Linked DNA regions of Homo sapiens: region 2 is linked to region 1. The links are chromatin loops, found by intact Hi-C in ENCODE. Cell type or tissue: gastrocnemius medialis. All regions are shown on one strand. Each heading gives the region's core, and the rest is flanking DNA. Links, peaks and the distances in the headings are about the cores only.

The links. Peaks named below come from ENCODE experiments on the same cell type or tissue, not always from the same donor. Only the 100,000 strongest peaks of a DNase experiment are listed, where the experiment ranks them.
Region 2: a loop joins it to region 1, with 2.5 times the contacts of the local background. A loop is called at or near these places in 1 of 110 quality-filtered maps.

Annotation. Positions count from the first base shown.
Region 1 is chr9:96,122,687-96,127,078 of GRCh38, reverse strand. No RefSeq gene overlaps it. Among named protein-coding and RNA genes, the nearest start is that of LINC00092, 100 kb to the right of the region's middle. RefSeq lists an enhancer at 1-296. In gastrocnemius medialis, for the core only: no CTCF peak of the experiment used is centred there; no DNase peak of the experiment used is centred there.
Region 2 is chr9:96,006,637-96,011,028 of GRCh38, reverse strand. The region is part of intron 18 of ERCC6L2 (ERCC excision repair 6 like 2); the gene reads right to left. Among named protein-coding and RNA genes, the nearest start is that of LINC00092, 13 kb to the left of the region's middle. In gastrocnemius medialis, for the core only: no CTCF peak of the experiment used is centred there; DNase peaks (open chromatin) are centred at 1,888 and 2,208; H3K27ac peaks cover 1,151 bases.

The sequences.
Region 1 (4,392 bases), core at 241-4,240:
CGAGGTTAAAGACCACTCTCTCTGGTGACCACCCCTTTGCCCACTATCTTCCCTGGGCCTCCCCTGAGCTCTTCAAGAGAGAACCACTTGCTTAGAAGAGGCTTGGGAAGGATTTGTACAGTGGCCATGCCGCAGACCTGGGGTGGAAGGTGCAAGAAGGTGTCCTGAGCAGGAGGTCAGGAGGGCCGCTGAGCCATTTCCGAGGGGAACGGCGGGCCTTGGCTGGTCAGGGAGAGGGGAGACTGCCGGGAGGTCCCCTGCATGAGAACTCTGTGGCGGCTCCCTGGGTGGGCCAGGCCGGCACAGCCTCGCTGTGTTCTGTGCAGTTGAAAGAAAGCTGCGGGGCGGAGGGGGCCTGGCTGCTCGGGCCGCGGCCATGGGCTGCGCCACACATGGCTAAAGTACACAGACTATTAGCAATCAAGGAAAGACCTCCCTGCGAGGGAAAATGACATAGGGGTTACTTCACTGTAAACATCCCAAGAACAAGCACTGGTTCCTTTTAAGGGCTGTCTTTACTTCCTTTGAGAAGTTGCAAATGCACCCATGGCGGGCTTTGGCGCTCAGTCACACGTTGGGGAGGAGGGACTCCTATACACACAGTCACTCCCAATGGCAGAAAGCCCCAAATGCCACGAGGATTTGCCAGGAGTCTGCACCCTGAAATGGATTCTGCTGATGCATAGAACCAATAGCGCTTGCAACAGAAAACAGGGCTGCCTGCCGAGAAACACAACCCCTGACAGCCGGGTGCAAACATTCTTTTCAGTTGCGTCCTCCCAGCACCTTTGTTTTACAGGTTGCTTTTAAGAGAAAAAAAGTGTAGTATTTGCTCCTTGCTTGTGTAAGAACAAATTGAAATCACATGGGTCATCTGTCAGGCTCTCGTGAGAAAAGGAGGGACAGAGACTTATCAGGTGTTTGGATCCTCAAATCCTATCCACGAATGTGAAGCCATAGCCCTCTGGGGTCTTTTCAATAAGCGGCTACAAGTTGTCTCCCTTCCTAGGAAGCTTAATAACAGCATTTTTTTTAAAGAGACAGGGTCTCAACTGTCACCCAGGCTGGAGTACAGTGGCACAATCATAGCTCACTGCAGCCCCCAACTCCTAGGCTCAAGTGATCCTTCCACCTTAGCCTCCCAAGCGGCTAGAACTATAGGCACATGCCACCACCCTTGGCTACTTGTTTTATCTTATTATTATTTGTAGAGATAGGGTCTTGCTCTGCTGCCCAGGCTGGTCTCAAACACCTGGCCTCAAGTGATCCTCCTGCCTCGGCCTCCCAAAGCACAGGGATTACAGCTGTGAGCCATTGTGCCTGGCCAGCAATTTTTGGAGAAAAAGATTTGTAGGTTGTGTTGATGGCTATTAAACTTGTGAGTGGCAGAAGGCCCTACACTAGCTTAAACAGAAAAGGACCTTTCTGGGCTTCTGTAGCTGGGCAGTTCGGGGATGGCTCAGGGACTCAAGTGGTAACAGTGGAAGCTAATATGTATTGAGCATGGGGCACAGATCACACAAGTCCCTGCATCTAACCCTCACCAACTCATGACACAGGTTCTATCCTCAGGCCATTTTGCAGATGGAGAATTTGAGAAGCAAGAGTCACAGCTAGAAAGCGGCAAAGCCCAGCTGAGTCCCTAAGCCCTGCTCCAACTCAGTTCTGAGACCTGCATCCTCTGAACTTATTCCATTTTCTCCTACTGCTTCCTGCAGGGAGAAAGGCAGTGCCTGGAAGCCCCTGCTGGACAGCCTCCTTGCCCAGCGACTCCAGGCCAAGGGCAGTCTCCCCAGTTGGCTCTGCAGAGCAGGTCACAGGGCTCCACGGGAAGTAGAAATGTGTCTGGGTGCTGTGACAAGTGCAGATTCTGTGGCCCAGTCACAGCATTCCAGAGATGTAGTCCACTGTTGTCAGAACCTCCAGCTCTCAAGAAAAGCCAGAAAGCTGGATTTTTTAAAACAAAAGTTTCTGCTTTGGGAAATGCTATGCAGTCCTGACAAAATACATCTTGGAGTCACCAGTATCAACCTCTGCTCTCCAGAAGAGCCCTGGAGAGTTCAGCTTCAGCTGCTCACCCACCCCTGAAGTAAACCCGGGCCTGGGGTGTTCTGCCCCATGTGGGACCTGGATCTGCTCCCTGGTAGAGGAGGGACTGTGACTGACAGCCCCACCAAGCCACCTGGTGTATGGATGGAAAGTCCCCAAAGAAGCCATAGGGTAAACTCTAGGCCTTTTCTAGAGCCACGTGTATGAATCCGTAGTCCCACAGGCCAAATCATCAGAGAAAATTATTCCATTCAAAAGTTGAAGTTGCTTATTTTTTTGAACGGTATCAAAGCAGAGATGAATACACTGGGCTGCTGTGAGCAGCGGTGCCTCTTCTCCAGCCTCCTCCAAGGAATGTGCCTTAGTCAGAAAGTAGGGGACCCTCTGAGGTTGAATTGAAAGTGTGTTTTTCATTTCCTATTCCCGTTTCAGCCTGTCTGATGAAATAAATACAAAGGAACCAGATCCCACCCCTTTGTGACATTTGCTAATTACACCAGAGACTTTGCTTGCAAGGCATTCCCACCTGGGCTGGGGTCTGGACTAGGATTAGCAACTTTCTGGGCCTTCCCAATTTGGGTTCTAGCTGCATAGCCCATCTGGAAGAAAATGTGGTGTGTGTACACTTGATTCATGGTAAACCTCAAGTTTATAATTGTTTAGTTCTCCAGAAATAAATCTTGTGACTATTCTCTCACACTTGATAGAAACCATCATTTCGAGCGAGGGCTTGATGTTGAGGTGTGCTGCGTGGTGCAATGAGTTGAGTGCCAGCAGGGGACCCTTCTGACCTCAATCCTCATGCCCCTCACCCCCCGCACTTGTCACAGAACCAAATATTACACTAGTATTTGCTTTCCTCAAGTTGAATGCATTGTGCACCTATGTTAGCTTAAATGGGTTACACAGATCAGGGATGGCAGTGTATTCTTACCTATAACATGACCTGCTATGGACTGAGTCTGAACTGTTTCATGTACTACACACACCCCTTTCTTTCATAACCAATCTAATAATGGGTATTTTGGGCCCATTTTTCTCAGAGGAAGAAACTGAGTTTTCAGGGCTTGAAATGAATCTATATGTGTGTGTATACACACATATATGGTTTTCTGTAAACTATATATTCCTTATACAGTATAAGCTCCTAATACAGGAGTATCAGGATGTTTTTGGCTACAGCTAATATAAACCCCCAACTCCAAATGACAAGAAAACATCGAATACAAGCATAAGTCCAGATGGATGGCTCTGAGGCTGGTTAATTTCACATCTCAAATGACAGCCTTGGGAACCCAGGTTCGTTCTTTCTGTCTGCCATCCTTGGCAGTAGCTGCATCCCATACAGATATGCCCTCACCCAGAGTGAGGGAGGTGGCCCAAGTGTGTTCTTGGGTGCCCAATTCCCTATTTCACACTTGATGTTCAACATTCTGCACCTCAGCCTCTCTGATTTTTGGCACCAGTGACATCAGTAATACCCATTTTCTTCCAATTAACAAGGAAGTTGAGAAGAGTTCTTAGCTTATGTTTTAGACAGGATGTGTATATCAGTCAGGGCTGCGAACCAGTGAGAATTTTCTCCATTGAAAGTGACTCAAGTCGCGTGTCCTCATTTCTGGCTTCTGTTCTCTGTATTGATAGAGAGCTTGGATTTGGAAATCTGGTTCCACCAGTTACAAGCTGTGTCTTTGTGCCTCAGTTTGTGCATCTGTTTAATGGGGATCTCATTAGAACCTGCCTCTAAAGGTTGCTGTAAGGATTAAGTAATTTAATACAGGGGAAATCCTTAGTACAGGGCCTGGCCTGTCGTAAATTATTAATGTTATTATCTAAGCTTCCTGCTGCTGCAGGGGACATGGAGGAAAATGCTCTGACATGACATCTGTACAACTTGTGTTCCAAAGGAAAAGAGAGGGCTACTCCTCCACCTCTGATCCCAGGGGAGGACTCCATGGGCCTGGATTGTGTGTGGCGCCCTCCCGCCAAGGCTAGGCCCTATGGCAAGGCCCTGTGAGGAATGTACTGAGCAGATAATACTCCAGGTGACCCATGACCACTTGGTTTCTTTTTGAATCCAGAGGAGTTGTCATTTTGACTGGATATGTTGAACATATTACATACCATGTTAGCTGCTGTGGTTCTAACAAATATTTGGGTCATGATGCAATCCTTTATTCTCAGCTTAGAGTGCAATCACATGTCTAACGATTCTCTCTGTATTTGATAGAATTTATATTGCTGAAAATGAAATTTTGGAGGGGCAAATAACACCTTCAGCTTTAACAGACATTTAAAAAAACTGTTGTATTTTTTGTTATATAAGCATTACATATGAATAAA
Region 2 (4,392 bases), core at 121-4,120, 120 kb after region 1:
ATGTTTATAAATACTCCTTTGAACAAAAGTCATAGATAGTGAGTGCAGCAGCACTTGATTAAAAGTCCTAAAGTTTTAGAAATTATATTTTACACCATAGTTCCTTAAAACATTCATTTATTTATTCACTTAACAAATATTTATAGAGCCTGTTATGTGCTAAGCACTATAGCAGGAACTATATAACAGCAAATAAGACTCCGTTTCCTATCTTCAAGGAGTTTACAGTTTACTTGGGCTAGACAAATGCATGAAAATCAAAGTAGAATAGAGTGATAAACCCATAATGTAAATTTACCATGAGGTAAATATGGGGCACTACTGGCATTCATAGAAAGGGAACCTAGGTCAGTGATTGGTGGTAGGCAAGGTGGATAGAAAGGGTGTCTCTTCCTGACAAGTCAGTCAGGTAATGATGAGTGAGGAAGTCTCCCAGGGGGAGAGGGTGCATGTACAGGCTCAGGTCCAAGATGACCTGGTTCACAGAGGGGCAGGAGAAACTGCAAGGAAGAGGCTAAAAATCATAGGGGGTCCGTAGGCCAAGTTTAGAAGTTTGAATTTTATCCTATGCAAAACAGAGAATCCTTAGCATTAAAAAAATTACTTTTAATGTATGTTAGTAGGAGCTTCAATGCCACTTTTCTTTCTGCCACGTAGACCAGGTTACATAGTTTGTGTTTCCTTTGCTTTTAGGGGCAGACCATAAAGCACACTCACAACTTTCTTTTGTGGCTTCAGATGGGCCTGTGGCTTCTAGTCCTCACTACACTGTCTTGTTAACTTCCCGAAATCCAGATACTATACATGCTTGATCAACAGCCACTTTCATCTCCAACAGAATATTTAGTAACACATACACATGACTCCAACTTTCTGTCCTGGAAATTGCCAATGTTCTTGTTGGAAAGTAACAAGCATGTTCTTAAGAGGTTCCAGTTTTCACTTCACATGAAGTAATGAGATATTATTCTGTCTATTTTTCATCTTCAAATCCATTTTCATGGCCCTTCTATTAAATATTTGTGTTTGTAAAGATTAAGTGATTGGCAAGGTTACAAGCTGATGTCTTTTATTTATCCAAGGCTTGGTGGTGTCTCAGCAACTGCCAAAGTAACTTCACCTCTGCTGTGCTGAAACCACGACCTCACCCGTGACCCTGTGAGCTGTCACCTCTGGGAGGAGAGCTGCTTCTAACCTCATTTTATCTGAGTAGTCTGCAAGTACACTATGCCACATGGTTGCTGCTTACAGGATAAGCTATAATTATCATTCACTTTATTTCTGCCTTTTAACTGGCTTTCCTAATTCTGGGCCTTCAGAATTTTCTCTAAGAATTTAAGGAACTGCAGGGTACAAACAGGGGGCATAAGCCAGCCAGTTTGTGAAGAAAAGTTAGTTAACTAGAGTAGACTTCCATAACCCACTTAGGGAAAGGGGGAAAAAAAGAAACCAAAGATATGTATCTTTCAGCAAGTGTATCAAAAGCAGTTATGTATCATGGATACAATTCAAAATCCTCTCTCTTTCTGGAGGAAGGGAGGTGGAACACACCTAAATTCATCTTCTGTCTGCCTAAGCTTCCGGAAGGAGAGGAGGACTGAACACTTCATTCAGATGATCATGTGACTGCAGTAGAGGGAGGTGCAGTCTTGATTCTGATTGACTAGGACAGTTAATGGAAAAGAGGGTGGTAAAATGTACATGGTTGGACAGTTTTACTTCTACATCCCTAATTGGTAACCAAAGCCAATAAGGCACATAGTGATTGAAACACTTGAACATGCCACTAGAACTCAACGAAGCTGACGAGTCTGTCATCGCTCTGCCCACGGCTCAAGATGCGTATGCAGCATGCTGTACAGCATTGTGTCCATTCCAAAAGCAAACTCCCCGACCACAGCAGGTGCTGTATCAGTCACTTTCACAATGCTGATTGCAACATCTGATCTGGTGCCGGAGCTGAAGGATTTCATCAGGCTGGACAGATCAATTGTTGGAGAGAAAGGCAAAATAAAAATAGCACCATGGTGCATACCTGACTGGAAAAATGGGTAATGTTACCACCAAGTGCAAGGCTGTGAAGGCTGCTTTCTCGCTTATCTATAATGCTGTGTGCAAACCCAGCTGTAACCTGATGCAGCAGATAAACAAAAGATTCAGTGCTCTACTCTCAGCTGTCAAGCCAGGAGGCACCACAACCTCTGTCAAACTCAACCCAGCATGTGACTTCAACGAAGCCGCAGCATGACTAGCTAGCAAGGGTCTTGACATCAAGATAACACGATTACTCTTTCAACTTGGTACCGACCCTAACCTTGGGGTCACTGGGTGTGCCTTCATAAGTCAGTTTAAGCTCATCACAACCTTTTCTGAAATGACCTCATATGTTATAATGTGAAGTTTCATTGAGGAAGGATTCAATCATGCCTCACTGCTCCCTGGTGCAGGTTGTGACATAATGAAATTCATGAGCATTGAAGGACGACTCATTGAGAAACATGGGGAAGAACTTCCATTTCTTAGTCTTCTGACTCAGAGGGCACAAAGAATTAACACCTGCAAAGTTCCCTAATCTCTGTAAGGTCACAAATACATGGAAAAGAAAGCTAGATAATTCACTCAGAGACTACCAGTCAACAAAGGAGTCCCCCTCCAAACTTACTGATCATGAGGTTGAAGAGGCAGCTTCAAAACCACCTTTTAAGAAGGCACTGGTGAGCAAAGAAGATGAAAAAGGACTATAAGCAGCATACAATATATCTAGGGAAGATATTAAAGTTGCACTGACATTGAAGCCCAGAACAGAACAAACCAGTGTCCCAACATGGCTCTTGGAGGCGATCGAGAACAGAGAACGCATGCAAACTTAGGGAAAAAAAGGTATATGGTCAGTCTCCTGGCAAAATATTTGCCCAAAGTGAAAAGGCACACTCTGCAAAAATCCTTGTTGCCGATCTGTTCTGTGGGTAGGTACACTGTGTGGCAGTGTGGAAGGTGGTCACCTTTCTCTGCAACTGCAGAGAGCTGAGAGCCATACTCCAACCAGCCACGCCAGCACTCCAAAGAGCTGCGGGGCCAGCTCTTCCCTGGGCAGCTGAGGAACCAGCTGCCTGGGAGTCGCCAAACCCCTGCAGGAAGTACTTTGAACCCAGAGACATTTCCCACTGCCCCCAGAAGCCAGCAGGACCAGTCCAACCATGCCTCCCATCCCTGTTCACTTCTGTCATCCATTACCACTGGCCTCTCATCTCCTCCTACTGTACATCTTGATCTAATCCAATCCCTCACCCTTCCAAGCCATCCCTCCGTGCCCCTGGAACCAAGAGTCCCCCGAGTCTTCTGCTTCTATGCTGAATGGTCCTGTGCTCTGCTGATATTGCCTCTTCCCATGCGGCCCTTGCAAGGCAAGGCTCTTGCATCTCACAGCTCTCCAACCTCAGGGTTAGTGCTTCTAGACAATGCTGCTTCCAGACCATTCTTTTCTCAGAAAACTCCTTCCCCTCTTTAACATTTATGCCATCCAGCTAAACTGTTCTCTCCTCAATCTTCAGTGACCCCTTCATTGCTTCCTGCTAGCAGCTAAACTCTCAAGATCCTGGATTAATCTTGCTTCCCACCCCATCTCTTGCCATCATTCTTGATAACATCAATATCCATGTGGATGTCCCACCCATATCTGGCCCACCACTTTCTTTAGCTCACCTCCAAACTCATCTTAACTCCATGTTAGCCCCTACTCCCAAGTTTATAAATTGCCATTGTCATTACCATCAACAGCTCAACCTCCATGTCCCTGACTTAGTCATCTAAGGCTCCAGCTCAGCTGCTTGATGACTGCCCACAACAGCAATGCTGGGGGATATGCTGGTAACCTCAAGTCCTCAAATTCACTGACTCTTGTGCTTTTACACTATCCATCAGCCTCCCTTGTCCAGCTTAGGTTTAACTTTATAATCACTCCTTTACAAACATTCTTCAGCTTCCTTGCTTCTCTCTCCCTCCATTCTAACCCCTGGTCAGACCCAGCCATCTTTCTACTTGTTTCTGCAACAGAGCAACTGAAGCTTGCTGAATAAAATGTGCATACTGGACAGATGATTTTCCTGAAATTATTCTCAAATGGGAACTTAACACCACCCAGAAATTCTGGTCCCATTAAGCTTGCTTTCCTACTTTATAAATGATTTGTTTCCTAACTTCTCTCTCCCTAAATCTTTCTCCCTCTGAACTTATGGCTTCAGTTCTCAACTCATTGAGAAAATGTCACATCTGTGCCTGTGTTTGTCCCTTCTCTTTCAATGCCTCTCAAAGGCCAGAGCGTGGCCTGTGGTTTGGGTACTGCCCTCCACTGCTTCCAGGCCCTCCCTCTTTCTGTTTTCACCTCTCTGACAT